3 separate regions of the Homo sapiens genome follow, and all the other regions are linked to region 1. Evidence: chromatin loops called from intact Hi-C (ENCODE). Cell type or tissue: endothelial cell of umbilical vein. All regions are shown on one strand. Each heading gives the region's core, and the rest is flanking DNA. Links, peaks and the distances in the headings are about the cores only.

The links. A loop is a pair of places that touch in the nucleus more often than their neighbours do. Peaks named below come from ENCODE experiments on the same cell type or tissue, not always from the same donor. Only the 100,000 strongest peaks of a DNase experiment are listed, where the experiment ranks them.
Region 2: a loop joins it to region 1, with 8 times the contacts of the local background. A loop is called at or near these places in 6 of 110 quality-filtered maps.
Region 3: a loop joins it to region 1, with 12 times the contacts of the local background. A loop is called at or near these places in 5 of 110 quality-filtered maps.

Annotation. Positions count from the first base shown.
Region 1 is chr18:35,657,573-35,668,178 of GRCh38, forward strand. It overlaps GALNT1 (polypeptide N-acetylgalactosaminyltransferase 1), which reads left to right. Exons shown (of 12, transcript NM_020474.4): 3 at 6,056-6,230. LOC105372065 (a long non-coding RNA gene) reads right to left here. Exons shown (of 2, transcript XR_935378.4): 2 at 9,051-9,365. Among named protein-coding and RNA genes, the nearest start is that of MIR3975, 71 kb to the left of the region's middle. In endothelial cell of umbilical vein, for the core only: no CTCF peak of the experiment used is centred there; a DNase peak (open chromatin) is centred at 4,389.
Region 2 is chr18:35,945,561-35,956,166 of GRCh38, forward strand. It overlaps LOC105372066 (a long non-coding RNA gene), which reads right to left. Exons shown (of 4, transcript NR_188032.1): 3 at 7,118-7,239; 4 at 6,243-6,477. Among named protein-coding and RNA genes, the nearest start is that of MIR3929, 17 kb to the left of the region's middle. In endothelial cell of umbilical vein, for the core only: a CTCF peak has its summit at 5,022 (motif pointing left); a DNase peak (open chromatin) is centred at 4,971; H3K4me3 peaks cover 578 bases.
Region 3 is chr18:35,752,589-35,763,194 of GRCh38, forward strand. No RefSeq gene overlaps it. Among named protein-coding and RNA genes, the nearest start is that of MIR187, 150 kb to the right of the region's middle. RefSeq lists an enhancer at 3,957-4,251. In endothelial cell of umbilical vein, for the core only: a CTCF peak has its summit at 4,113 (motif pointing right); a DNase peak (open chromatin) is centred at 4,113; H3K27me3 peaks cover 287 bases.

The sequences.
Region 1 (10,606 bases), core at 2,284-7,283:
GGAAGAGAAGGCTTCCCAGGAAGTCAGAGTGGAATGAAAAGCCCCAAGGAGTAGGTCATAGAAGCCCAGCCAAGGGTGGCATTTGCTCAGAGGTTTTACCTAAAATAAAGTGTTTCTGATAGTTTGGTATGGGGCTTCTTGTGACCCTGGCAAGTGTCATTTCAGGGAATGGTAACTGTGGAAGTCAGTGGATTCTGGATTCAATATACTGGAGAAACAGTAGGGATGTGGCTGTTCTTTAGGAAGCTTCAGCATGAAGGGAAGCATGTAGTATACGGTAGTTACAAGAGAGAAATGGAGCCGAAGTTGGTTTTCTATGTATTTATTATTATTTATGTATGTTCAGGAAGAGGTTTAAACTATAGGGGAAAGGAGGAATACTTGAAAGAACAAATTCTCAGCAGATGAGACAGTGGGGTATCAGAAACGTGAAAAGGATTCTCCTCAAAGAGCATCCACAGGTTATTATAGTTTTGACAACCACTAGTGGCATAAGTTTCAAAGAAAAAGACTGGGTTTTGTACAAAAGTACAAGCTAAAGGAGCAAAAGTCTGAAAGTAACGGAGGTATGAGATGGCCTCCTTGCCTCTGGAGGAAAGGAGAACGAATCATTCTCCCAGAAACAGTTGTGAGGTTAAATGGACTCTGGAGGAGAGCTAGACTTCAGTTAAGTCTGTAGATGGAGCCTGTGTATTGTGGAGACCAGACAGTGGAGAGGCTTTACAACAGCCTGGGGGTGTCAGGGTGTTCAGGGGACAGACTGAGAAGGACCTCCAAGCGTGAGGGAAGGGCTGAGCCGTAGGCTGGAGGGGAAGTACATAGCTAAGGGGAGATAATCTTTGAGGTCCCTGGTAGTCTTAAGGGAAGAAATGATTAGGGGAAGAGCACAGTTGATGCTAATAAGCAACAGTTTGAAAAATCTGCTTTGATATGAAGTTTCAGTGCAGTAGGTGCTGAGAGGTCTTAAGTCTTTTCAGAGCCCAGAGGTTGTTAAGGTTCTGCTAGTGACAAATTTCTGTGGTGCATTTGAAGAGATGTTTACTAAAGAGGATCAGGGAGAGGGAATGGGTAATGGCACCAAGGATGCCAACTTTCTAGTGGAATTAGCATGTACATTATGTGACCTCAAAGTTTCTCTTTTTTTTTTTTTTTTTAAAGACAGAGTCTTACTCTGTCACCCAGGCTGGAGTGCAATGGCGTGATCTCAGCTCACTGCAACCTCCGTCTCCTGGGTTCAAGCGATTCTCCTGTCCCAGCCTCCCGAGTTGCTGGGATTACAGGCACCCGCCACCATGCCCAGCTAATTTTTGTATTTTTAGTAGAGACGGAGTTTCACCATGTTGACCAGGCTGGTCTCAAACTCCTGACCTCAGGTGATCTGCCTGTTTCAGCCTCCCAAAGTGCTGGGATTACAGGAGTGAGCTGCTGTGCCTGGCATCAAAGTCTCTCTTAATAGAACACATAGGGCCTCCTGGATCTTTGTTTTAAAACAAACAACCAAAACAAAACAACAAAAAGCATTGAGCAGTATTACACTCCAGAGTGACTTTTTCATATTGGAAGTACCTAATTTCTGAACGTTCTGCTTTACAGCTCTGATTTCGGTGAAATTTAGCAAATTTTACTGTCTCTGCTGTGAAAAAAGTTTTCCTAGGTTTGAATAGAATGGATTGATGTCATTGTGATAATGCTGAAGACTTCCTGTAACATTGTTGTTGATATGCTGTACTTAAGAGTTTTCTAAGATTCTTCTATTTACTTGTTACTTGCCTGCTTCAAGGAATAGTGAGTCTTTGGTGACTCCAGAGGGGTTTGTTTTTTCTGAGTCGTTCTCTTAAGTCTATACTTGTATTTTATACCTGAGGCTATCTGAAAATAGCAGAGTTCTGCTGCTGCTAGAGTTAGATTGGGCTCCCTTGAAAGAATACGGGTAGTGGGGGTTATGGCCTAGGAATATTTTTACACTCTTCTGCTTTCCAGAATTAGCCCATTTATCCACTTTATGGATTTGGGTGTTATATAGAGTGTTCAGTATTTTTAAAGATGCAGTTTCAAGTAGTAATTGATTCTTCATGTCAGTACTGCATTTTCAGATCATTAAAATATTAATGATTTAACTTTTCATGTACTTATGCTGGAATTATTTCAACTGTTGAACATTAGGAAGCCTTGGAGAACATGGTTTATGGAAAAAACTTACAATGATAAAAAACTTTAAAATATTACTAGTAAAGGCTATAATAACTTTATAACAAATTTTTAAGTGTTGATTTTTATATATGCAGCGCAGGTAAATTGAACATGAAATTGGAAATTGACAAGGATGTTGAAGTAGCAGAAAGTTACCAGTGAGTTAAGGTATAGATGATATTTTGATGTTTAAAAAATCAGATAGTGTACTGCATTTTATTGCATCTTACATACCTTTGTTTATAGAATATTCTGTATACCACCGTAAAAGTGATAACATTCCAGTTACCATTGTGAGCCACATTCCAATTTCAGAAATGTTAAAATATAGTAGGAAACATTTTGAAATAGTGAATATAGTGCATAAGGACAGTAAAAATGTTAATTGTGTAGTAAGATCAGAAAATAGTTTGGGAGAAATGATTTTAGCCTTTTATTAGTATATTTACCCCAAAAAGAAGTCATATAACTTTAGTCTACTTTCCTGAGAGAAACACACATAAGAAATTTGAAAAATATCCTTAAAGTGTATTCAAAGGCATGCCAGTGGTTTGTGTATGTTAATCTTATTTGGGGGCTTTCAGAGTGAACCTGTAGTTTTCTTGGTAATTACCTTTTCTAAAACATGATACTTATCTACAGTGTCATGTAAATGAAACTTAACTGAAGTATATAATAAAATATGTTTGTTCTCACATAATACTTTGGAATAACACCTTTGTCCCTCCCTTGTCAAAGTGATTTGATTCTTAGAAATGAGCTGCATGTAGAATTTTATGCAAAGATATTTTCTTTAGTTCATGAAATGACATCCAAACTCATTTCAGTTTCTTTCTAATAAAATTTTCACAGAACCTACTTTTAATACACATAGAAGACTGGCAGTAGAGAACATGGAAAGTTTATACTTACCATCTTTTTAGTTGCTTTCTAATGCTATAAATGCATTAATAGTAACATATATTCACTAACCACATGCATTTCATCCAAACTCGTTTGCCAAGAAAATTAGTTTAATAGTCCATTTAATTCTGTAGGATATTGTATTTTCTTATTAATAATTAGAGTATTGTGGTGCATTCTCTAAATCATTCAGTAGACATGTAACTTTTGATTAATGATAATTTTAAATGTGGCTCTGAAATTTCATATGTAACAGTAGGTTAGAGTACATAATGCAGGCACTATGTTAGATTTTCAGATTAATAAATATCAGGTGATGAAATGTGCAAAATAGTGCATCAGCAGGATTGTATATGCTGTACATTTTTGCCTGATTCTTTAAGATCTCAAAACCAACTTTAAGCTTCTGGTTATATAATTTCATGTGTAATAAGCAATTAAGTTTATATTTTGTAGTATTTATAGTAATAATTTCTCCAGTCCTCCTTAATGCCCCCCTCCACCATGGAAATTCTCAAACAGAAACAAAAGTAGAGAGAATAGAAAATCATGGCTGGGAGCGGTGGCTCACACCTGTAATCCCAGCACTTTGGGAGGCCAAGGTGGGCAGATCACCTGAGGTCAGAAGTTCAAGACCAGCCTGGCCAACATGGTGAAACCCCATTTCTACTGAAAATACAAAAATTAGCCAGATATGGTGGCGCGTGTCTGTAATACCAGCTACTGGAGAGGCTGAGACAGGACAATTCGCTTGAATCTGGGAGACAAAGGTTGCAGTGAGCCAAGATTGCACCACTGCACTCTAGTTTGGGTGACAGAGCGAGACTCTGTCTTAAAAAAAAAAATCAAAAAAAAAAAATTAAACTCTCATGTATCCATCATCTGGCTTCAAGAGTTGTCAACTCATGGCTAGTTTTGTGGCATGGATACCTCTTTCTCTTTGTCTCCCTCAGACCTGTTTTGTTTGTTGTTGAAGAAGAAATTGAGGTATTTCTCTTTTCCAGTTTCCTGCAGTCTGGATTTGCATCCCTTTAATGGTGCATGCCATGTCCCTTTGTCCCGTATATTTCCTGTAAATTAGGTCTAGAGGCTTGATCAGGTTGAGGATCTTTTTCCCCCTAGTAAAAACACAGATGGTATATGTATATGTTAATACTCTTCATTTAAAAACTGAGCAGCATGAAAACGTTTCTATTTTGATTTTTCTATAAAGCATTTTATACTAAAATAGAGCATGGGTAACAGAAGGATATTTATAATCAGGGCCACTAGATGTCTCCCACCTACTCTTTATGTTATCTGTGCCATCCACAAAAGATTTTTGTCACCTTCAGAACTCTGCCGGTTCCTTTTGACCACTGATGTACCAATCTCAAAATCTGTTGGTTGTTCTTTACTTTCAGAGACTGGCAAGTAGAAATGACTATACGAGTTTAACAGTATTTGATTTTTAAAGCTTTAAAGGCTGATTTTATATGGAGTATTACACTTCTGTACTTATAGTTTTTACTACACTTGTTGATGATTTTTGTCATTGAGAATTTTTAAAAACTCTACCAACTCTCATATTTAAGGAGCTTACTTACTGGGCAAACATTAGGCAGGACTTGTTTTTAAAAACTATGTTACTTGAGTTTCCTATAATTTTTAAAGTAATTTTCTACTATTTTAATGTTCCACATAAAATCCCAATTTATCCTGAGAACAGGGGAAAACTAATGCACACTTTTTTCATCATCATTTTCTGAAATCTATTTTTAAATTCTGGACGTGGTTGAGGACACAGTGAATAGTTTCATATCCTGCAGCTCTGGTATTGGTAGGTGGCTTTGTACCACTGGCTGAAACAATCACCCTAAAGTCAGCTTTACCAGCTCGTCCTGTTCTTGTACAGATGAAGCCTGACTGAAGAGAGATGGCTTTTCTGCTGCCTTGATGCCACTATTTTTTGTTTAGAAATGTTTTGAGGATGCCTAAAAAACAATCTACAAGAGAATAAAACTTTAGATTTTAAAATAAGTAATGCATAAAATATATTTTCATCCCATTTTTGACCTCACCTCATTCTTTAGCCATCCCTTATAGATGAGAAGTTTAACATAGCACCTTCCAAATTTAATATATCCCAGAACCTGTTTTTCTTGGACATTTATTAACGTCTCAAAAACATAAGGAAGAAAGTTTGGGAAGTGCTGATCAGGCACATTGCTCTTTTTATGTCTGTATCAAGAGATAACATTACTTTTGATGAGAATTCTTGTTCTAATGGGAGGGGTACATAAGACAGGTTTGACAATCATTATAATGAGAGATAGCAATTGGTTAGAGACATAAGAACCCTGAATGAAATAATGTGATAGTCAAGACTAGTAAATAACCACTATAGAGAGATTCAGAAAAGCTACAGGGAAGAGAAGCCATTTTAGTTGGGCATGGGAAGGCAAATAGGGATTTGGTGTTGCAGCGATGGAAGCCGTGAGGGGATGTGAGCAAAGGCATGGAAGCAGGAGAATGTGAGGCACGTTGGAAGGAAGGCAGTGGGTGGCTGTTTGACTGCAAGATGAAGTACTGTGGGATGGGAGGAAAAGGTCTAGCAGGTGATAGTTTTGGAAAATTAGGTTCAATTCCCCATTACAGAGGTTGGACTCTAGGAGGCCATAAGAATAACAATGAAGGCTGCACTTTAAGGAGATCAGTGTGGCAGTAGTTTTTGAGTTGGGAGCCAACACCATGCAGTGACTCAGGTGAGTGGGGCAAGGTGACGAAGTCTTGAGTCAGGACACTGGTGTGGAGGTAGAGGACAAGACAGCCCCTTGAAAGGGTTAACAGCCTAGGAGAGGGTGGGCTCAGAAAGGGTTCTGGTTGTTGAGGGCACAGTTCAAACACAAATGTTATTAAATAGAATCATGAATCAATCAATTGCTATGAAATTAATGTTAGTTAAGTTTCTTCCTATTCTTAGTTCTAGAGCCAGTACAAAAGCCTCATGAAGGTCCTGGAGAAATGGGGAAACCAGTCGTCATTCCTAAAGAGGATCAAGAAAAGATGAAAGAGATGTTTAAAATCAATCAGTTCAATTTAATGGCAAGTGAGATGATTGCACTCAACAGATCTTTACCAGATGTTAGGTTAGAAGGGTAAGTACTTACTGTGGTCCTGATAGTATGTGAATGAAAAGTATATTCTGAATTTTCAGTAAATTGCACTTGAGTGCTGATTGTTCTTAAGGCAAATGTTATATCACTATGTTACTACTTACCCCACTTAGAAAATAATTAAATGCTGATAGAAATAATATCTCAAGCTTCTACTGATTATTAGCACTATGTATTTCAGGCATTGGAAGATAATTATTTATCTTAATGGATTAGAAGGGGATTTTAAACTTTATTATTACCAAAATACTCACATACTCAACTTTTTACAAAAAGATTTAAGTTGTATGTAACTTGAAACAGTGAAATACACAGTCGTAAGTATACAGCTCACTGAATTTTTTGCTATGTATACACCTGTGTAACCATCAGCCAAATCAAGACATAGAATGATCCCATCACCCCTGAAAGTCTCCTTATGTTTTTTGTAGTCATTACTTACATCCCCAGAGGCAGCCGTTATATTGACCTCTCTAAACATAGATTAGTTTTGTCTCTTTTTGAACTTTTTATGATGGATCCACACCATTTTTTGTGCCTTTAAGATTCATATTGTTGCATGTATCAGAATTTTATTCTTTTCTACTGCAAATAGTGATTTGTAATATGAATATGCCATTGTTTATTTATACATTGATAGACCTTTGGATTATTTCTACTTTTTGACCCCTATAAATAAAGCTATTGTGACATTCTTGTTCATGTCTTTTGGAGGACTTAAGTGCCCATTACCGTATGCTATGTACTAGAGAAAGGAATAGGTTATGCATTTATATAGCATTAGCATGTGCTACCAAATATTTTCCCAAAATGTTTATACCAATTTACACTCCTATCAGCAATATATTAGTTAGATGTCTAGTTGCTCCATAAGAAGAAGGTAATACAAGGTACTAGAGTACCATAGGCCCAGTTAAAAGCAAGCAAACTATACAGAAAATAGGTAGAGTAAGTGAACATGTACATTCTGTGCTGAGGCCCCCTAAACTCCTTGCTCTCATTGATGCTGGCAGCCAAGCTTGCCTCCTCCAGAGAAGAGACTGGAAGATCTTTCTCATCAGAATTGGATAGGCCTAGAGAGAAGGGTAAGTACCTAGTGTGGTCCTGATAGTATATGAATGAAAAGTATGTGCTGAATTTCCAACAAATTGCACTTTAGTGCTGATTGACTTGGGAAAGTTTCCAACTTAATGGCACAGCCTGATCACCCTTATGGAAACTCATAGTCATTGAGTCCTACTCATGTGTTTAGGCCTCATATTCAGCCTCTTGGTCTTCCATTCTTAATAACAAATAGGTAAGCAAGGAATACTAGACATCTCAGGAAACCCTCAACAAACAGAGAAAAGCAACTTTGAGGAAACAAAAACTATTAAGGTAGAACACATAAAGAGAAATAACTAATAACCTCAACAAAATAGAGAATATATTACAACCATAAAATGAGAATAGGATATTATTCAAAAGATACACTGAGAGAACCAGAAAGAGCTTTTGAAAATAAAGAAAAATGCACCAAAGAGATGGACAACAGTAAAATTATATGAACATTGAAATAACAATCAAGAAATCCAATATTTTAATAATAGGAGTCTCAAAAAGAATTTTAAAAATAGGGAAGAGAAAATTTATCCACAAAATTTTCCATAACTGAACTGCACAAATTTTCAAATTGAAAGAGCCCACCAACTTTTTGGGACAATAGATGAAAATAGACTGTACTCCAAGACATTGTGACTTTCAGAACACTGAGGATTTCAACCCCCAGGGGGGAAAAAAGACCTTTTACAGGTTTCTTAAGAGGCGAAAGAAGGTCACAATCAAAAGGTTATTAATCAGAATGCCTTCAGACTTCTCAGCAACTCTAGAAACAAAGGAGCAAAATTCTAAAGGAAAATAATTTCCAATCTAAAATCTTATATTCAGCCAAACTTGCAATAAAGTGCACAGGTTAAATAAGGATATTTTTGGACATGCAAGATCTCAAAACATTGAACTCCCAAGCATCCATTCTCAGGAAGTTACTAGAGATAGGACGCTACCATTTAAAACCTTGGTTTTAAATAAACCAAGGACAAGAGAGACATAGAATGTAAAAAACAGGAGATTCAGCTTGTGTAAGAAATGGTGAGAATGACCAGAAGGTGATGAAGGGAGAGCCTGAGTGAGAGTTGCACAGGCAGAGGCGACCAGCCCAGATGGAGCCAGTGAGAAAATTCCAGAAGAGACTTCAAAAAGATACCATTGAAGTTACACCTGATATGGCTGAATGTCTAGAGTAGATTTAGACAATTGATAGGAAGTTTGGGATTGAAATACATAGAAAACCATAGTAAGAAAAAAATTAAATGAGCATTACCTTCAGGGAAAACTTTAAAAAAATTGTTCAGAGAAAACAAAAGTAATCATAGTTTACTACTACATGGCTTAGCCATGAATAAGTCATAATAAGGTAACTGTTGAATATTGTGCATGTAAAAATTAAACCAAGGAGATGAAGAGTATCTCTTTATCTGGCAAGTTGATTAAGTGGAGATCAGTCAAGAGAAGCTTAATTTGTAAAGATTTTTCACAAACCATTTGCTTTCCTGAAAATTTAAACATTGTTGAAGAAAACTATAGACTCTCCACAGTCTACAGTTAAAATGATGCCTGTATTATAAACAACCTTACATTTACTTCAAGAGCCTCAATCAACTATTATTGTTTCTGGTAGAATTGTTTTTGTCATTTTAATAACCCCCCTAAGTATATCACCACTCTTAACACATTTTATTAAATATTTATGTCTTTTTGTCTTTATGTGGTTTTTGAAGATACTTTTATTAATGAGTGCCTTTTAAGTGCATTGTAAGTCACCAGTTTTTGGACATTGAACAGCTTTATGATATTAGGAATAGTGTTGAAATGGTGTGATACAAATGCTTGTGCACCAAGTTTCACACTTGAAGACTCTTCAGACTTGACGAAGTCCACTTTTGTGAAAGCTGCCAATACACAGTCCTTCTGGCCAACTGCTGGGTCTCTGTGGGACTGGGCTGCCTAGGAGGTAGCGCAGAGTCACTACTACCACTGAGTAGCCTTTTTATATCTTCACTCTATCTCTGGACTGATAACCTTTTTTAAAAAAAAAAAGTTTTAGAAGACTTTTTATTATGGAAAATTTCAAATGTATACAAAAATAGAGATAATAATGTAATGAACCCTCTTGTATTTACCACCCAGCTTCAACAATTCCTAACAGTTTTGTCTTACGAATTCTTATACCCTCTGAGATGTCCGTCAACAATCTTTGCCTCCTGGTATTGACACCTCTTTGTAGTCTCCATCTTGCACTAAGATTGGTCTGTGTGAGCAATAGAACATGGTGCAAGTAAAATGGAGTATCTCCTTCAATATTATGTTATCAAATATGCTGTGGCTTTCATGTTGGTCTTTTACTCTTGCTGTGATCATTTGCTCTGGGATAAGCCCCTGGACACAATAGGTGCAGCCCTATGTCGACACCCGTGTGGTTTATGGCTTTTTGTGAACAACCAAAGAAGTAAGATTAGAAGCATATTCTCCAGCCCCAAGCAAAGACAAAACATTTCTAAATATTTCAATATGTAGCTCTGAAAGATAAGGACTCATAGAAAAGAAAAATAAAAATGATTATACCATTTTCACCCCTAAAAATAACATAAACAATGATACTTTCATATCATAAAATACCCAGTTAATATTCCAACTTCCCTAGTTATGACATATATATTTCTTTTTTTATAGCGTAGGTGTCAGGATCAAAATTGCAGCTGGTGGATATTCTCTTAAGTCTCTTTTAGTCTGTAGGTTCCTTCTCTGTTTTTTTTCCTTACAGTTTATTATTTGAAGAATCCAGGTAGAATGCCTTACATCTTTTCTCAGCCTACATTTTGCTGACTGCATCACTGTGGTGTCATTTGAACATGTTCTTCAGTTCCCTGTCCTGTGAATTGGTAGTTAGACCTAAAGGCATATCGTACCAATATCCTTAAAGTCAAGTAAATTGTGTGGTTGTGGTATTAAAGGTGTGAGATCTGGCCCATAATATGCATTGTTATTATGGACAGGTTCATTACATGTTTCATTTGTCTACTTTCCCTTTTTGTAGCTCCTGTTAGCTAGGCATTAAGTGCACTAAGGAAGAAAATATGTTATCAAAGTTGATGATGTGAATGCTGCATATCAAAACTTGTGAAATGTAGCTAATTCCATGCTTAGGTGATAATATATACCTTTAAATGCATATGACTTTTTTAAAAAGAAGATGGAAAGTTACTGAACTAACCATCTTAAGAAATTAGAAAAGGAACACATTAAAGAGAATAAGTAGAAGG
Region 2 (10,606 bases), core at 2,893-7,892, 290 kb after region 1:
GTTGGGCGATGATGCGATCATGTGAACCAGATGCGATCATGATGCGATCATGTGGGCATTCCATGAGCCCAGACTCCCAAACTGCCACTGCTCACTCCAGACAGAGAAAAAACAGGTATATACAATATGGAGAGACTTTTGGTTACCTTTAATATATTACCAGTAAATTTCCCTCTCAAGTCATGATTTTGAAAAAAGTTTTGCAATATTTTAAAAGAAGTTTTTAAATAATGTAATATCATTGGAAATAAATTTTCTACTAAGAAAGAACTCTCAATAGTATAATGGACATCTCTGGGAAAATATCACTTGATAGATGGCTAATTTTTAAAGGAACATTGATTCCACAAAAGAGACTCACAGTTGCTTATGTACATTAAAACAAAATAGTAACATAATGGCTACATTTGGTGAGCACACACTATGTATTTTACACATATTCTCTTATTTAATCTTCAAAATAAACTTCTGAAGTGAGTACCAATCACCTCAAGAAAACTGAGGCAAAGTTCTATAAAACCTGCTCAAAGTAACACAGCCAGTAAGTGAGGTAGCCAGAACTTGATCCAGTTCTTCTGGAGCTCAAGGCAAATCCACCATGTCACACAGTCTTCCTCCCCTGCCTCATTCCTGCTCAAAAAACTGGAAGAGAACATTAGTTGCCACACGCATGGTGTCCCCAAGAGAGCCTGTGCTTCCCACAACCCTAGTTATTGGCAAAACCCTCATGAAGCCATGTCCCTCTCCTACCAGAACTGACTGGATAAGGGCTGTGCAGCCAATCCAGAAACCAGAGATGACCTTTGCGTGACCTCACTGGACATTGGAGCGATACAATTCGACTTCCTCTCTGAGAACAGGAGTTAGGCTACCTGGCAGCAGCCAGGAGCTGGGAGCTCACAGTGTGCACAGAGTGGGGCCTGAGGTCACCCAGGCACAGAAACTGTGAGGCAGCAAGCTTCAGAGCAGAGGAAGGGCAGAGGCAGGACACAAAAGCACAGCCTCTGTGGGTGGCCCAGTCCCATTAATGCCAAAGCATGAGAGTAACAATCCCACAGGACCCTGCTTCTGGGGTCCCAGAGATGCCTTTTCTGTCCCAAGATGCCATCTTGTGATTAGTGACTGTGGCCAACTGTTATCACTCCTCCCCATCCCAGACAGCCATCCCCTTCCTCTGTAGTAAAAAACTCATAACATGTCTAGTATGGCAAAGAGCCCAATTAATGAACTTCACTTCTTGACCATCTGGTATTTGGAGGCGGAGAGCCAATTAATTGTGTTTCGGCACAATTCAGCAATGATTTACTATTTCTGATCATTTCTATAAGTTGACAGGGCTCAACTGGGTGGTTCTTGCATCCCACATGGTATCAAGTGGAGTTTGACTGGGACTGGTACACTCAAGATGGCTTCATACACGTGACTTATGCCTCAACTGGGGTACTTGGAATAGCTGGGGACTGGCTAGGCCTCTCTTCACATAGTTGTTCATTATTCAATAGTTTACTCTGGGCCAGCTGTGGTGGCTCACACCTGTAATCCCAGCACTTTGGGAGGCCGAGGTGGGTGGATCACTTGAGCCAAGGAGTTCAAGACCAACCTGGGCAAAATGGCGAAACCCTGTCTCTACAAAAAATTAGCTGAGTATGGTAAAGTGCACCTGTAGTCCCAGCTACTATCGAAGCTGAGGTGGGAGGATCACCTGAGCCTGGGAGGTTGAGGCTGCAGTAAGCTGTGTTCACACCATTGTATTCCAGATATATATATATATATATTCTAGTCTAAGCTTCTTTACATGGCAGCTGGATCCCAAGAGGGTAAACAGAAGCAGCAAAGCCTAGCAAGGCCTTCCAATACATTCTATTGGTCAAAGCAAGTCATAGGGCCAGCCCTGACTAAAGGAGAAGAGAAACAGACTATACCTCTTGACAGGAAAAAATGACTTAAGCCTACAAAAATTATTGGCAGCCATCTTTGCAGACATTCTACCACAAAATTTAAATGGAAGTTGTTAAATTGTATTCAGCTACCTTCTCCCTTTCTTCCTACTTCCTGCCTAGAACATGAGTGTCATGACTAGAACTTCAGCAGTCATCTTGCAACCACCAGGCAGCCTGAAAGATGAGAACTACACACTGAGGATAGCAGAGAAGAAAGAGAGGAGTCCAGGTTCCTGATGAGCTAGGGGAGCTGCCACACCCACCAAGGACTGCCTATTTACAGAGTGTTTACACATTGGAAAAAATATAAAGCTCTACCTTACTTACATAATGATTATTTGGTTTGTCCATCATACAAAACACAGTGGGCACAGGCTAAAATGTGAACAACTAACAGAAGGAATTTCATAGCCCATAATGCAACATTTGCTGATGCGTTGTATTTTTTAAGAATATAACGAGAAGCACATACTCTGATTAAATTGCTAAGTTCCATTACAGTCTTATAAAATATATTACAGCAAGCCTCAAGCTAAAGGCTTATTGGCAAGTACCTTGCCTCTGAGGTACAAGGAATCCGTTCCTGGGGGCTTATGAGAAAATGTTAGGGGGCTCCTTAATAATTCTGTACAAACACTGCTTGAGAAAATACTATTAATGCCTTTCCGCCAAAACTAAGCTTGAGTACTTTTTCTAAACTCCTCACCGTTTAAGAAGAAATAGCATGCAAAGTTCAAATGAGGTCATCATATCCACCCCCTCCTGCCTCCCACCTAGTTTTTTCATTCAGCAATCAATCCCTCCCCAACAATTGAGGTTCAGTTGCTGTGTCTGATTCATGGAAGAATAACCTGTCTTTTCCTCCCCCTTCCAAATTTTTTAAAACACCAAGCAGTATAGGCAAGTTTTTGTTTGTTTGGCTGGTTGGTTGGGTTTTTTTTGAGACGGAGTTTGGCTCTTGTCACCCAGGCTGGAGTGCAACTGCACGATCTCGACTCACTGCAACCTCTGCCTCCCGGGTTCAAGTGATTCTCCTACCTCAGCCTCCCAAGTAGATGGGATTACAGGTATGTGCCACCACGCCCAGTTAATTTTTGTATTTTTAGTAGAGACGGGGTTTCACCATGTTGGCCAGGATGGTCTCAATCTCTTGACCTCGTGATCCACCCGCCTCGGGCTCCCAAAGCGCTGGGATTACAGGCATAAGCCACCGCGCCCGGCCGGCAAGTTTTAAACCACAAGAATAAGATGTCTTTTCACAGGTGTGCAGAGAAGGACCCCAGAACTGGGTAAATTGAGAAGTGGGACACACAGGTTTTGCAGGCCTGACTCGGACACACAGGTGTGAGCCTGCAACAACAAACAGCTCCTCAACCCTCAAGTACAAGAACAGGGGAAAGAGTGGCATTCTATATTTTTTTGAAAACTAGCTGAACTTGGTCTGCTCTTATTTTACCATTTTCATGTATGGTTTTGCAAATGTTTTACTTGACTTTAGCCTATATTTCAAATTATCGGAATGTTTTATATTCCCATCTATTTTAAACTAGTAATTACCTGTCTAAAACAAATGGACACCTTCTTGAAATAAATGTAATTAGATTATTACTGATACACACAGTATTATTGAGACTAAAAGTAAATAATTTACTGCTTGAACCCGGGAGGCGGAGGTTGCAGTGAGCCGAGATCAAGCCACTACCCTCCAGCCTGGGCAACAGAGTGAGGCTCCGTCTCAAAAAAAAAAAAGAGTAAATAACTTACTGTACTGTTTTGCAACACCTTAGCCCTACAGTCTAATCATTTACACAAAGCATTTTTCTAGAGATTCCACTCTGAATGTTCATCATGGCATAGAAACACAACACTTTGCAACTGATCTCCTAATCCAATTAAATGTTTGTATCTTATTTGGTCATTTGCCAAAACTTGTTGACTATGTGCTGCACACGTTTCTATTTCTACCGTGGTAACCTTAAAACACCAAGGATAACCAGCGGATTCTTAATTAATGACCTCCTCTGACTCCAGTGATCTGTCCAGGGTCATGTCCCACAGATGTCAACCAAGACAGCACTCCTGCCAGACCCATCTGGCTTTATTTCCAGGCAATTTCCTTTTTTGACTTCCCATATGTTTGCTTCTTGTCTTTCTGGTCTTTGCTTTCTGTTCCCAGTCTCTCTAACTCACTGTTTCAGCACACACCGACTTTCTCTTAAAACATCCCTAAAGTGATGGCTGTTTCTCATCATTTGTCCACGCAGTTAACTCAGAACTCAGGGACACTGACCCAGGCCTCCACTGGCTTCAAAACAAAGAGTTTGCCCAAGGTCCTCAAGGAAATTATTAATGCTCAGCTCTAATAAAATGACCATGCTCCCACCCCCTTCCCACACACCGTCTCATTAGCAGGGTTTATTTTTATGGGTAGTACTGTGAATCCACTAGGTAGAAGCAGGTCCTCTCGACGATCCCCTGACGACAGCCCTTGCAGACACGGCTATGCCCAGGCCCATCGCCTGGATCCTGAGCGCGTCTGGCTCTCCACGCCAACCCATTCTGCCCGCTGACTGCTTGAGTCCTAAGCCCGACGACCCTGCCCCAGACCCTGGAGACGCTGGACGCTGGCTCACCTGGATCCCACTCAGACCCGGGCGCGGGCTCACCTGGTCCCCCGCGGGCTTGGGCGTACGCTCATCTGGATCCCACTGGGACCCGGGCGCAGCCTCACCTGGTCCCCCGAGTTCCCGGGCGCGGCCACACTGGGTCCCCCTCCTGCTCGCGCCGCCCTGGGCGCCCCGGAGGAAGCTCTGTGCGGCTGCAACCCTGAGTCCCAGGCGGAGCGGTCAGCGGAGAGTTCCAGCCAACTTATTCCGTGCGCCTCGAAAGGGAGGGTTGCTGGGCGTATAGATATTCTATTTCGCGGGGCCTTTGCGCTCCGAGTGGCCCCTCTAGGCCAGTTCCTCCGAACGCTAATCGGGGGCTCCGCGCTCTCCCCTCGCTTCCCTTTGCTTGGGGAATTGGCAGCGGGGCGCAGGGATCCATCGGAAACGCAAAACTACTTTTTCCCCCTGCTGGTCACTGTGAGGAACTGCACGTGGTGGAACTAACCTGTAAGTAAGGATTCCTTCCCTCTAAGGAGAGAAGCTTGGGGTCTTTCCTCCCCCATCAAAGGCTTCGAAAACTCCCCCTTTTATTCCGTTTCTTTTATTTCAACTGTCACATTAAGAGATAGCAACTCATTTTTAGGCTTCAGATTAATGAGAATAAGTAAAATTAAAACATCCCACTAGAGCGTTTAAAATTTTTTTTCTCTTTTTAAATTATGGAAAATTGCAAACGTGAAAGTAGGCAGAAGAGTATAATGAGGTTCCAGCTTTTGGTAACGGTGGACTAATCTTCTTGCAGATAAAAGTTATACAATCTGGCTGGGCTCCGTGGCTTACTCCTGTAATCCCAGCACTTAGGAAGGCCAAGGCAGGCGAATCACTTAAGGTCAAGAGTTTGAGACTAGTCTGGTCAACATGGTGAAACCCCGTCTCTACTAGAAATACCAAACAAGAGAAAAAAATTAGGTGGGCGAGGTGGTGCACCACCTGGGCGACAGAGTAAGACTCTGTCTCAAAAAAAATAAATAAAATAAAATAAAAATTATACAATCTGAGCAAAGCATTTTTAAAATAATGTGTGAAGGTATTAGAGATTGATCAAAAGAAGGCAGAAACTGTAGGAAAACCACCCTTGAAAAATGAATGAAAATTGTTGGGATTTGTGAGTTTATGGCTTTTGACATGAGGGCAACCCCCAATCAGTGAGCAGCTCCAGCTGCAGAGAGCCATCGCTTGATTGACTTGAAGTGGACAGAAAACAGAGTTTGAGACTAGTAGAATTGGAAAATTGGGGCCAGGAGTGGTGGCTCACACTTGTAATCCCAGCACTTTGGGAGGCCGAGGTGGGCAGATCACCTGAGGCCGGGAGTTCGAGACCAGCCTGGCCAACATGGCGAAATCCTGTCTACTAAAAACACAAAAAATTAGCTGGGCATGGTGGCAGATACCTGTAATCCCAGCTACTCGGGAGGCTGAGGCATGAGAATTGCTGGAACCCAGGAGGTGGAGGCTGCAGTGAGCCAAGATAGTGCCACTGCACTCCAGCCTGGGTGACAGAGGGAGACCTTGTCTAAAAAAAAAAAAAAAAAAAAGGAAAATTGGGAAGAGGTAATTCTAGAAGGGAAGAATATATAGAGAAGTATGTGTCATGTTAGTTTTCTCTTGGCGCCATAACAAATTAACCACAGCTTAATAGCTTAAAACAACACAAATTTATTACGTTACACTTCTGGAGGTACAGGGCTCATTGGGCCAAAATCAGGGTGTTGACAGGCTGTGTTCTCTATAGAGGCTGCAGAGGAGAATCGATTTCCTGCTCACTCGGGTAAGACTGAGTTCCCTGATTTCTTGCTGGCCGTGAGGTGAGGGTCATTCCAGCTTCTAGAGGCCCATGCTGCATTCCTTGGCTTGGGACCTCCTTCCTCCATCTTCAAAACCAAAGCCGGGAACTATCAGTCAAGTTCCTCTCACACTTCAAATCTGTCCTCTTCCTCCCATCTCATCTCTCTGACCCAGCCTGGAAAAGTTCTCCCCTTTTAAGGATTTGTGTGATTAGATTGGGCCCACCTAGATTATCCAGGATAGGATAATCTTCCCCATTTTAAGTCAGTAACCTTAATCACATCTGCAAAATCTCTTTTGCCATGTAAGGTAACGTATTCATAGGTGCCAGGGAATAGGACGTGGACATCCTCAGGTAGCCATTAAGCTGCCTACCAGAATCTACCCTCTGATCCCTCAAATATGTCGCAGCTTAACATCAATAACTATATTAAATATAGCCAGGTGTGGTGACCTGTAATCCCAGCACTTTGGGAGGCCGGGGTGGGTGGATCGATTGAGCTCAGGAGTTCAAAACCAGCCTGGCCAACATGGTGAAAACCCGTCTCTACCAAAAATACAAAAAATTAGGCCAGGCACAGTGGCTCATGCCTGTAATCCTAACACTTTGGGAGGCCAAGGCACGTGGATCACTTGAGGCCAGGAGTTCGAGACCAGCCTGGCCAACATGGTGAAACATCATCTCCACTAAAAATACAAAAAGTAGCCGGGCGTGGTGGCACACACCTGTAATCCCAGATGCTCGAGAGGCTGAGGCAGGAGAACCACTTGAACCCAGGAGGGGGAGGTTGCAGTGAGCCAAGATCATGCCACTGCACTCCCACCTGGGGGATAGAGCAAGACTCTGTCTTCAAAATAAATAAATAAAAGGACTATATTAAACATAAATACACTAAACATGCTAATAAAAAGACAGAGATTGTCAGACTGGATTTAAAACAAACCAAAAACAAGACCTGGTTGTATATTATCCACAAAAGATGACTCTTAACTGCAAAAACATAAATAGGTTGAAAGTAAAAGAATAGAAAAGGATACACTGTGTAAAAAGAAAGAATAAGAAACCTGAGGTGGCCAACAAGCATACAAAAAGATAATCAACATCACTAATCATAAAAGAAATGCAAGTCAAAATCACAATGAGATATCACTGCATACCCACAAGAAGCGCCATCATCAAAAGAACAGAAAATAACAAGTGTTGGCAAGGGTGTGGAAAAATTGGAACCCTTGTGCACTGCTGGTGGGAATGTAAAATGCTGCAGCCATTACGGAAAACAGTATAGAGGTTTCTCCAAAAATTGAAAATAGAATTACCACATGACCCAGCAAACCCCACTTCTGGGTATGTATCCAAAAAACGTCAAAGCAGGATCTCAAAGTGATATTTACATATCCATTTGTCCATTGCAGCATTATTCAAAATATGCAAGAGGTGGAAGCAACCCAAATGTCCATCAACAGATCAATGGCTAAAGAAAATGTGGTACACATACAGTGGAATGTTATGTAGCCTTTAAAAAGTAAAAAATCCAGCCGGGCACGGTGACTCATGCCTGTAATCCCAGCACTTTGGGAGGCCAAGGCAGGTGGATGGCCTGAGGTCAGGAGTTTGAGAGCAGCCTGGTCAACACGGCGAAACCTCATCTCCACAAAAAATACAAAAAAAAAATTAGCTGGGCGCGGTGGCGTGCACCTGTAGTCCCAGCAACTCGGGAGGCTGAGGCAGGAGAATCGCAACTCCACTCCAGCATGGGTGATAGAGTGAGACTCTGTCTCAAAAAAAAAAAAAAATAGTAGAAAATCCTGTTGTCACTACACTATGGACGAAACTTGAGAATATTATGCTAAGTGAAATAAGCCAGTCACTAAAGGACAAATACTGTATGATTCCACTCATTTGAAGTATCTAAAGTGGTCAAAAATCATAGAAACAGAAAGTAGAAAGGTGGTTGCCAAAGGCTGGGGGGAGGAGAGGAGGAATTAGTGTTTAACAGGTGTTGAGTTTCATTTTTGCAAGATGAAAAAGTATTAGAGAACTGTTGGACAACAATGTGAATAAACTTAACACTACTGAACTATACAGCTAAAAATGGTTAGTATAATAAATTTAATGTTATGTATTTTTAAAATACAATTTTTTATTCTTAATCTTTGTGAGTAGTGTTATGTGTTTTTAATAATAAAAGAAATCTGAAGTGACTATATGTTTATGCAACTAAAATCAGAGTTTAAAAATAACAAGCAAAATTAGCAGAACTAAAGAGAGAAATAAACAAATCCATACTCGTAATGAAAGATTTTGATACCCTGCTCTTGAAAAGTGATAGAATAACTAGACCAAAAAAAAAAACCCAGTAAATATATACAATATCTTTTAAAAGCACTATAGATCAGGGATTGTTGAATTATGGTATATGAGACAAATCTCAAAAATAAAATTTTAGGCTGGGCGTGGTGGCTCACACCTGTAATCTCAGCACTTTGGGAGGCCAAGGCAGGTGGATCATGAGGTCAGGAGTTTGAGACCAGCCTGAACAACATGGTGAAATGCTGTCTCTACTAAAAATACAAAAATTAGCTGGGTGTGGTGGCACGCACCTGTAATCCCAGCTACTCAGGAGGCTGAGGCAGGAGAATTGCTTGAACCCAGGAGGCGGAGGTTGCAGTGAGCCAAGATCGTGTCACTGCACTCCAGCCTGGGCAAGACAGCAAGACTCCGTCTCAAAAAAAAAATTAGAAAACAGCCACCCCTATTCATTTATGTATTGTCTATGGTTGTTTATAGCAGCTTTTGCAGAATTGAGATGCAAAAGAGATCATATGGCTCACAAAGCTTGAACTGTCTATTATCTGGCCCTTCATGGGAAGAGTTTGCTAAACTCTACTATAGGCCATCTAAACATAATTGACATTTATAGAACACTATACCCAATGATAGCAGAATATACATTCTTTCCAATTGCACATGGTACGTTCACTAAAAGAGACCAAAATTGGCCATAAAATATCTCTCAGTATACTTCAAAAGATTGAAATCTTACAGTGTATGTTCTTTAACCATAAAGGAATTAAAATAGAGATCAATAAATATATCTAGAAAAGCCACAGATATTTAGAAATTAAACTACACACTTCTAAGTAATATATGGGTCAAATAAGATATCTGGGTTAGAAAATATTTCAAACTGAATGATAATAAAAAGTAGCAGACTAAAGTTTAGGTGCTGCAACTATACCAGTGTTTAGAGGTCAATGTGCAGCTTTAAAAATTATATTAGAAAGGGAGAGAGTCTTAAAATCAATGAGCCAAATTCCACTTTAAGAGCCCAGGAAAAGCAGAGCAAACTAAACACAAAGTAAGTAGAAGGAAAGAAAGAATAAAGATCCATGTAGAAATTGATAAAATTGAAAATAGAAAAACAATAGAGAAAATTAACAAAGCAAAAAGCAAGTCTTTTAAAAGATTAATAAAATTGAAGTTTCACACAAGACTAATCAAGAAGAAAAGATACAAAACAAAATTTACCAATAACAGGAATTAGGTATATCATGTTATTATTTGTTTCCTGTCTGTTCCTTTTGCTTTTTATCCCTAATTTTCCCTTTCCAGCATTGTTTTTAGTTAAGTGAGCATTTTTTAGTATTTCATTTTCATTTTCATTTTATTTTATTATTTATAAATTATACATATATAATTTATTTAATTTTATTTAATTTCATTTTAATTTTCTACTGTGATTTTGACTATATCTCTTGGTATAGGTTTTTAAATGCCTTCTCTAGGGATTACAGTATACAGAACAGTGTCACAATCTATCTGGAATCAATATTTTACCACTCCAACTGGAAGGTGGAAATCTTACCACTATGTTAACTCATTCACCCTCCCCTTTTATGTTATGGTATCTACATATTACATCTATATGCATTAAAATCTTATAAGGTAATGCTATAATTTGTGCTTTCAACTGTCAAATATACTTTAAACATCTCAGGAGAAGAATAGTTATTATATTACCAGAATTTTATCATCTGTTACTCTTCCTTCATTCCTGATATTCCAAGTTTCTTTCTGGTATCATTTCCTTTCTATCTGAAAAACTTCCTTTATTAATTGAACAGGTTTACTGGCAACTAACTGCACATGACACATTCACCAAAAATAATTTTCTTTTATCTGAGAATGTCTCCATGTCATCTTCATTCACAAAA
Region 3 (10,606 bases), core at 1,832-6,831, 95 kb after region 1:
AGAGTCCCCCAGCGACACCTCTCTGTCACTTGCAGAGGGTCCCAGGTCCTGCAGAGTCACGAAAACCAGTCTGTGACATGACATGTCCCTTTGCTCAAGGGAGGGCTGCTTGGAGCTGCACACTTGCTGAGTTAAAGAGCAAGGGTGTCCAGGGAAAGTGATGAGGCTGCAGCCCCAGCTCACCTACCCTTCCTGGGCTTCATGTCCACCTCAGAAAGGCCCAGCCTTAAGTTCATCAGCAATAGTTGCATGGCTTGAAAGCACACAGCCTGGGCCAACTTGCACACTGGGCATTGGGGAAGGGACATTGGCTCTGTGATCCCAATTCTCCCATCTCCAGCCCCTCCATTGGCTGCAGAACAGAGTTTCTTTCAGCATCTGGGAGACACTCTGTGGGTCCCGGGGGTTAGACACCCCATTAACCCAGGACAATGTCCTGTCACAGCAGAGCCCTTGCCACCCTCAAGAACACCCTCAGATGACACAGAGTCCTCAAAGCCTGAGCCATGGGCTTGTTAGACATCATGTTCTTGGGCTCCACCCCAGACTCAATGCATCAGAAACTCTGGGGTTGCTTAAGTTTGTGTTAAAGGATACTTTTCAACAAAAAGTAAAATTATGATTCTAAGGCAGTTATAAAATCAATATTGTTAAAGACTTTATTCAACTCATTATTAGTGAGGAAAGTGAGGATAGCAAAGTCACCTGGTGTCCATCAAGCAGACCATCTGGAGGCAAAACTCTTTATTTAAGGAACTCAGAAGTAATTAGACTTTCCTATTTTCTAAAGCCATAATCTGACACCAGGCTTCTTTCTAAAACATGTATAAGTAACTAGGATTTCTAATGCATCTCCGGAATGCATGTATGTTGAAACTCATTGTGCAACACTTGCCGACATCAAGGCACCAAATTACCTACATGGCTAATATGGTCCAAATTACCCTTAAGCTCCCACTTTAAGGTCCATAAATACCCCTAAGGAAAATCCACCTTGGCACGCTCAGTCTTGTCTAGCTGAAGCGCCCTGCTATACTCTGCTGCAGTGTTCTTTCTGTTTAATAAAACTTTCCTCTTCAAACCTATTCTGCTGTCGGTACATTCTTTTCCCATATGTGAGCCAATCACTCTCCACTGCCAGGGCTCTGACAACTTGCCTGGCAGAAACCTATAGGATGTTTCAACATGTTCAAGGGAGAATCCAAAGAATAGACACATTTATATATCAGGAATATTAAAATGAACTTACAAGTGGATCCCAAACTGGTTTCTCCACATTGGCAGGGTCATCCCTTCACCAGAGAGAATTTATTTGCATGTCCATAGGCAAGACTTATTTTGTTTGCTGTCAGTCATTTACAACTTATAGATTTGTAAAACAGCACACAGTGAGATACCCCTACAGGGTGTGATCTAAACAATTCATAGTTTTCCATTAAATCACACATTTTCCCCTCAAGAATCTCCAGCTGAAATGATCCAACAGGATTTGGTCAGTCTGTGGCCTGGCCAGCTGGGGGCCACACCCTGACGGAGGCCCATAGCTCCTGATGAGTGGGAGAGGATGGGGGACGCTTGGAAAGAACCTAGGGTTCCCACAGTGAGGATCAGCATGGCTTTGTATAGCCCATCTCTGAATGCCTCAGAACCCACTAGGAATAAGCAATTTACTGTTATTGAAGTCTGTGAAATAATTCATTCCTAAATAAATTTGCTAGGGAATTGTGGGCTGTAATTACTGACAGACATTGCCAGACATTGAAGGTCTATCAGGCAAAAACCAAACAGAACCGACTAGACTTGTAGGCGGATGCAAGACAGGTGAAGAGGCAGGAGGAGGCTGTGTGGGACACAGCCGGGTGGTTTGCACGCTGTGTCCTCATCCTGCATTATCTTCTTCCAAGGCCCTGGCATAAACGAGCTCCAGGTGTGGAAGACAGAGGATGATGAAGGAGCTGGCTGAGGTGGCCCCTGAATTCAGATCCCCCTCCCCAAGGTGGTTCCTGAGGGGCATGGGGCCTGCTGGAGTTCAGCGGGGCTTCAAAGCAGACAGACCTGGAGTCCCTGTCCTGGCCCTGCCATATCCCCAAGTCAGTGACCCCAGAGTGAGCCTTGCACCCCCTAGGCCCTCATCACATGTGCTAATAGCGTTGGAAATAGTAACTTGAAGCCCCAGCTCTGTCCTGGCTCAAGAGGCACTCAGTTCCCTTCCTCTCACCAGTGTGATGGTACCTCTGAGTTGCCAGAGGAAGACTGGGCAGCCTGGCTCGCTGCAGCCTGCAGGAGGTGGGCAAATGTCAGAAGGTCCTGTTTTGGGGCTCCCCAATATCCAGGATCTCAAAAAAGTCTGGGTGGTGTTTGCTTCACTCTTGAGTGTAGCCTCACCCCTCAGGCCCTGGTTACAGCATGGCCGGCAACTCCTTTGCCTACTATAGTGGATTCTGACCCAGTCTTTCTGCCACCCGCCCCTTCTCCCTCCACTCCACACACAACCCCTGTCAGCTAGACCAGGAACACTGGGATGTAGGGTCTGTGCAGGCAACAAGCTAACAACATGGGGAAAGGTCACATACTTCGTCCTTGGGAATGTTGGCACCTAATGCCCTGGTGGGCAGAGAGCACATTCTTCCTGCAAGTTTGCTGATCAAATGCCCTTAGCAATAAACAAGAAATATGCTCACAGGCTGGCAGGGAAAATGGATGTGAAACAAATCATTGCAAATGACTAAGTAAACAATTGACAACATGATAAGGACCACGAAGGAAAAATCTAGTATTCTATGGGAGCCACGGTCTGAGCTGAGCAGGTGGTGAGAGGTCAGGTAGGCTTCCCTGAGGAAAGAGACTTACACTGAAACCTGAAGGATGAGAAAGAGTTGGCTGGGGGAAGAGCAGAACAAAGAGTTCCAGGTGGAGGGACAACGTGTAGGCCCCGTAGTACAGCTCTGCCATAGCTACTTCTCAGCTTGGATCCTCTCCGTGACTCCCGGGGACGCTGTCCAGCAAAGCCCACTCTCCTTTCCTGAGGCCCCATGCTAAGGCCAAGCCCTTCTGTCAGATTTCTCACCTGCTGCTCTCCTTGCGCACTCAGGACCCAGCCAGATGAACTATTCTTGCCCCCAGAGCCTGTCCTATGTTCTCAGCTTTGTGCTTTGCCTAGTGCTGCTGTTCTCCTGGAAATGCCCTTTTGCCTCCTCTCCACCTGCTAAAATCCTCCCCTTGGTTCCAGTTCTGGATGAGATGGAACAAGCATATCCTGACCTGTCTATCCCACCGAAGGCAGCTGTAACCCTGGGCGGCACGCATGGAGCAGCCATCTGAAGACTCGGAAAAGTAAATAGCAGCAGATGCATTTGGAAGAAAACCAAAGCCTGAAGTATCTCAGCACCAGCAGTGAGTTTACCACTCTTGTTCCTCTGAGATTCCCCTGCCTGGGCTCAAGGCACCCCAAAACGTGGATGTGGATTCGGGTAGGGATCTATCAAGCAGTTTGATTCCAGTCAGTCTCGTCAGAGAATCCTTACCAAGGGCATCCACATCTGTGACACCAGCTGCCCATCAGCGGCCTCGATTTGTTTCCAGTTTGCTGCTCCAAAGAGGGATGTCTGTAACCTTCCAGTCTAGAGTCTTCCCAGCAGCAGAGCAGACGGCCAGGCCATTGGTGCCAGGTAAGAGTTAGTTAACATGTAGCAAATTTCTTTGCGGGAAGCACTGGCGAGGGCATTAGGACTGCAGTGAGTTCTGCCCACTGAGCAGAGTGATCATGTTCACTTATTGTTTTATGGAGATGGTGCTGAGGCTGAACACCTACAGCAGCTTTGCTTTAGGGGGCATGGTTGGTGATAATGTTTCCGCTAAAGGGATTGCTGCCAAGATGCTGCTAAGGAGAGGCCAACTGGCTCTTGAATACTCCATTTCCTTTTAAACGGAGAGATCTCTTAGGCTCTTCTCACTTTTTTAGTCATTGAGTGAGTTGATACACCCCAAAATGGGGATGGCAGGCCAAAGAGTCACAAAGCATCCTCGCGTCAGGCATTCAGTTCCAGCAAGAGCTTGGTCACAGCTGCCTTGGAACAAAAAAAAAGTTTATTTGGCTTCTCTTCCAGCAGGTGGCGCTGTTATACTAGGAACTGCCTCTGAGTAGTCCTGCAGCCATTAAATCTTTAATTAAATTGATTTCTCTTTCTCTTGCTGTGATTCTTTGTCTCTGCTGGGCCACCAGGTATTGTTTAGGTAGGTAAGAGGGGAAGAAAAAATGATACCAGAAGGAAATGTGGAACATTAGAAATGAACAAGAACAGAAATGGCAAATATCTGGATAAGTATAATAGGTTATTCTTCTCTTGTTGAGTTCTTTAAAATATGTAAGACAATTAAAAGCAAAAATTTTTAACACCATTTTAAAAAGTTTCAAAGTATGTAGCTGTAATACATGAGACAATTACAACAAAAAGAGGAGGAAGGTAAGGAGATCCATATGGTGGTAAGATTCTGATATTCCACTTGAAATGGTGAAATATCGATTCTAAATAGACTACAAAAAGTCAAATATGTATATTGTAATCCTTAGAACACTGAAAAATTACACCAAGAGTTAATGCCAAAAACCCACTAGAGGCCGGGAGTGGTGGCTCACACCTGTAATCTCAACACTTTGGGAGGCTGAGGAAGGTGGATCACTTGAGGTCAAGAGTTTGAGACCACCCTGGCCAACATGGTGAAACCCTGTTTCTACTAAAAATACAAAAATTAGCTGGGCATGGTGGTGCATGCCTGTAGTCCCAGCTACTTGGGAGGCTGAAGTGGGAGAATTGCTTGAACCTGGGAGGCAGGGGTTGCAGTGAGCCTAGATTGCACCACTGCACTCCAGCCTGGGTGACAGAGAGAGACTCCATCTCAAAAAAAGAAGAAGAAAAAAAAAACCCAATAACACACACACTAGATAACTTAAACTAGAATACTAAAAAAGAAGTTTAAGTAAACCAAACAAAGGAAAAAAAAAAAGGTGAACTAAAAATACAGAAAAAAGTAGAAAATAAATAATAATTAGAAGACCTGAATCCAAACATATCAATAATTACATTACATGTAAATGACATAAACACACCAATTAAAAGATAGAGATTGACAGAATGAATTTTATAAAAATGACTCAAGTACATGCTCTCTATAAGAAACTCTCCTCAAATATTATAGTATAGGTAGGTTAAAAAGAAAAACTATGGAAAAAAAAAAAAAAACTGCACATTGAAGACCCCAACTGAAACAAAACTACTATGTTAATATCAAAGTAGACTTCAGAACAAAGAAAACTACCAGGGTTAAAAAGGGATATTACATATTGGTAGAAAAGTTAATTCACTGGTACTGGCATAACAACAGACACATAGAACAATAGAACATAATAGAGAACCCAAATATAAATCCACACATTTATAACCAACTCATCTTTGACAAAAGATCCCAGAATATGCAATAGGGAAAGGACAGTCTTTTCAATAAATGGTGCTGAGAAAACTGAACAACTAAATGCAGAAGAATGAAACCAGATCCCTATCTCTCACTATACACAAAAATCAAATCAAAAAGGATTAAAGATTTAAAAGGACTAAAACCTGAAACTATGAAACTACTAGAAGAAAACATTGAGGAAAAGCTCCAGGCAATCAAAGCAAAAATAGACAACGGAGATTACATCAAGTTAAAAAGCTTCTGCACAGCAAATGAAACAAGGTGAACAGGCAACCTACAAAATGGGAAAAAAATATTTGCAAACTGTCCCTCTGCCAAGAGAGTAATAACCAGAATATATAAAGAGTTCAAACAACTCAATAGCATAAAACAAATAATCTGATTTTAAAATGGGTGTCTGGGCACTGTGGCTTACACCTATAATCCTAGCATTTTGGGAGGCCAAGGCGAGAGGATAGCTTGAGCCCAGGAGTTTAAGATCAGCCTAGGCAACATAGTAAGACCCTACCTCTTGAAAAAAAAAAAAAAAAAAGTAGCTGGGTGCAGTGGCATCATGCACCTGTATTCCCAGCTCCTTGGGAAGCTGTAGTGGATCATTTGAGCCCAGAAGGTTGAGGCTGCAGTGAGTAGTGATGATGCCACTGCACTCCAGCCTGGGTGAAAAAAGAACAAGACCCTGTGTCAGTTAAAAAAATATTTTAAAAGAGTAAAAAGTATTAAAAATTTAAAAATAAATAAAAATCGGCAAAAGATCTGAACTGACATTTCTCAAAAGAAGATATACAAATGGCCAACAAGTATATGAAAAAATGTTCAACATCACTAATTATCAGGAAAGTGCAAATCAAAACCACAACGAGGTATTATCTCACCTTGTTTAAAATAGCTTGTACCAAAAAGGCAGGCAATAACAGATGTTGACAAGGATGTGGAGAAAGGGGAACCCTTGTACACTGTTGGTGGGAATGTAAATTAGCACAGCCACTATGGAGATCAGTATAGAGTTTCCTCAAAAAACCAAAAATAGAACTATCACATGATTCAGCAATTCCACTATAGGGTATATATCCAAAAGAAAGGAGGTCAATGTATCAAAGAGATGTCTGCCTTCTAATGTTTATTGCAGCACTATTTACAAAATCCAGAATACAGAATCAACCTAAGTGCCCACTAATGGATGAATGGATAAAGAATATGTACCTATACACAATGGAATATTATTCATCCATAAAAAGAGTGAAATCTTGCCATTTGCAACAACATGGATGGAACTGGAGGCCATTATGTTAAGTGAAATAAGCAAAGCATAGAAAGACAAACACTGCATGTCCTCACTTGTGGGAGCCAAAGAAGAGATCTCATGGAGATGAAGAGTAGATAGGTGGTTACCAGAGGCTGGGGAGGGGGGAGGGGGGAGGGGAGAGGGGAAGGGGGAATGAAGGGGAAAAATAATGTAAATTATTTATCACCACAGAATTTTACACTTAAAATGGTAAAGATGGTGAATTATACATGTATATTTTACCTCAATACACTTTTTTTAAAAAAAAAAGAAAAATCAATTCATCACCAGGAAAGCACAACAATTCTAAATGTATGAGCACTTGAGAATAGAGCTTCAAAATGCAGAAAACAAAAATTGTCAGAATATAAAAGGAGTAGACATGCTGACAATAATACTTGGAGATTGCAACACTCCTTTCTATGTAATATATAGAAATAGTGGCAAGGATAGAATGGAACACTATCAACTAACTTGAATTAAGTCATATTTACAGAACACTACACACTACAACAGCAGACTACACATTCTTTTCAAATGCACATGGAACATTTACAAAGATAGGCCATATTGTGAATAACATATCCAACCTTAAATTTAAAAGCACTGAAATCATACAAAGTATGTTTTCTGACTATAATGGAATTAAACTAGAAATCAATAAGAGAAGGATAACAGGAAAATTTCTAAACAATAAGAAAGCAAACCACACACTTAAAAAAGGGAAATCAGAAAATATATTGAAATGAAAGAAAATAACTATGTAACATATCAAAACTTGTGGGATGTAGCTAAAGTGGGAAGGGAATTTGCTGCATTAAATGATTGTATTACAAAACAAGAAATGTATCAAAACAACAATTTAAGCTTCTGCCATAAGAGACTAGGGAGGAAAAGAGCAAAATAAACCCAAAGTGAACAGGAGGAAGGAAATAATAAACAACAGTGTATTAAGGAAATTGAAGGGGGGGAGGAGCCAAGATGGCCGAATAGGAACAGCTCCGGTCTACAGCTCCCAGCGTGAGCAACGCAGAAGATGGGTGATTTCTGCATTTCCATCTGAGGTACCGGGTTCATCTCACTAGGGAGTGCCAGACAGTGGGCACAGGTCAGTGGGTGCAGCGCACCGTTGCACGAGCCAAAGCAGGGCGAGGCATTGCCTCACTCCGGAAGCGCAAGGGGTCAGGGAGTTCCCTTTCCTAGTCAAAGAAAGGGGTGACAGACGGCACCTGGAAAATCGGGTCACTTCCACCCAAATACTGCGCTTTTCCAACGGGCTTAAATAACGGTGCACCAGGAGATTATATCCCACACCTGGCTCGGAGGGACCTACGCCCACGGAGTCTCGCTGATTGCTAGCATAGCAGTCTGAGATCAAACTGCAAGGCGGCCCCGAGGCTAGGGGAGGGGCGCCCACCATTGCCCAGGCTTGCTTAGGTAAACAAAGCAGTGGGGAAGCTCGAACTGGGTGGAGCCCACCACAGCTCAAGGAGGCCTGCCTGCCTCTGTAGGCTCCACCTCTGGGGGCAGGGCACAGACAAACAAAAAGACAGCGGTAACCTCTGCAGACTTAAATGTCCCTGTCTGACAGCTTTGAAGAGAGCAGTGGTTCTTCCAGAATGCAGCTGGAGATCTGAGAACAGGCAGACTGCCTCCTCAAGTGGGTCCCTGACCCCTGACCCCTGAGCAGCCTAACTGGGAGGCACCCCCAGTAGCGGCAGACTGACACTTCACACGGCCGGGTACTCCTCTGAGACAAAATTTCCAGAGGAACAATCAGACAGCAGCATTCGTGGTTGCCTGATACCCAGGCAAACAGGGTCTGGAGTGGACCTCTAGCAAACTCCAACAGACCTGCAGCTGAGGGTCCTGTCTGTTACAAGGAAAACTAACAAACAGAAAGGACATCCACACCAAAAACCCATCTGTACATCACCATCATCAAAGACCAAAAGTAGATAAAACCACAAAGATGGGGAAAAAATAGAGCAGAAAAACTGGCAACTCTAAAAAGCAGAGCACCTCTCCTCCTCCAAAGGAACGCAGCTCCTCACCAGCAATGGAACAAAGCTGGACAAAGAATGACTTTGACGAGTTGAGAGAAGGCTTCAGACAATCAAACTACAAGCTACAGGAGGAAGTTCAAACCAAAGGCAAAGAAGTTAAAAACTTTGAAAAAAATTTAGACGAATGTATAACTAGAATAACCAATACAGAGAAGTGCTTAAAGGAGCTGATGGAGCTGAAAGCCAAGGCTCGAGAACTACGTGAAGAATGCAGAAGCCTCATGAGCTGATGCAATCAACTGGAAGAAAGGGTATCAGTGATGGAAGATCAAATGAATGAAATGAAGCGAGAAGGGAAGTTTAGAGAAAAAAGAATAAAAAGAAATGAACAAAGCCTCCAAGAAATATGGGACTATGTAAAAAGACCAAATCTACGTCTGATTGGTGTACCTGAAAGTGATGGGGAGAATGGAACCAAGTTGGAAAACACTCTGCAGGATATTATCCAGGAGAACTTCCCCAATCTAGCAAGGCAGGCCAACATTCAGATTCAGGATACTCCTTGAGAAGAACAACTCCAAGACACATAATTGTCAGATTCACCAAAGTTGAAATGAAGGAAAAAATTTTAAGGGCAGCCAGAGAGAAAGGTCAGGTTACCCACAAAGGGAAGCCCATCAGACTAACAGCGGATCTCTCAGCAGAAACTCTACAACCCAGAAGAGAGTGGGGGCCAATATTCAACGTGCTTAAAGAATTTTCAAGCCAGAATTTCATATCCAGCCAAACTAAGCTTCATAAGTGAAGGAGAAATAAAATCCTTCACAGACAAGCAAATGCTAAGAGATTTTGTCACCACCAGGCCTGCCCTAAAAGAGCTCCTGAAGGAAGCACTAAACATGGAAAGGAACAACAAGTACCGGCCGCTGCAAAATCATGCCAAAATGTAAAGACCATCGAGACTAGGAAGAAACTGCATCAACTAATGAGCAAAATAACCAGCTAACATCATAATGACAGGATCAAATTCACACATAACAATATTAACCTTAAATGTAAATGGACTAAATGCTCCAATTAAAAGACACAGACTGGCAAATTGGATAAAGAGTCAAGACCCATCAGTGTGCTGTATTCAGGAAACCCATCTCACATGCAGAGACACACATAGGCTCAAAATAAAAGGATGGAGGAAGATCTACCAAGCAAATGGAAAACAAAAAAAGGCAGGGGTTGCAATCCTAGTCTCTGATAAAACAGACTTTAAACCAACAGAGATCAAAAGAGACAAAGGAGGCCATTACATAATGGTAAAGGGATCAATTCAAAAAGAAGAGCTAACTATCCTAAATATATATGCACCCAATACAGGAGCACCCAGATTCATAAAGCAAGTCCTGAGTGACCTACAAAGAGACTTAGACTCCCACACATTAATAATGGGAGACTTTAACACCCCACTGTCAACATTAGACAGATCAACGAGACAGAGACAGAAAGTTAACAAGGATACACAGGAATTGAACTCAGCTCTGCACCAAGTGGACCTAATAGACATCTACAGAACTCTCCACCCCATAACAACAGAATATACATTTTTTTCAGCACCACACCACACCTATTCCAAAATTGACCACATAGTTGGAAGTAAAGCTCTCCTCAGCAAATGTAAAAGAACAGAAATTATAACAAACTATCTCTCAGACCACAGTGCAATAAAACTAGAACTCAGGATTAAGAAACTTACTCAAAACTGCTCAACTACATGGAAACTGAACAACCTGCTCCTGAATGACTACTGGGTACATAACAAAATGAAGGCAGAAATAAAGATGTTCTTTGAAAC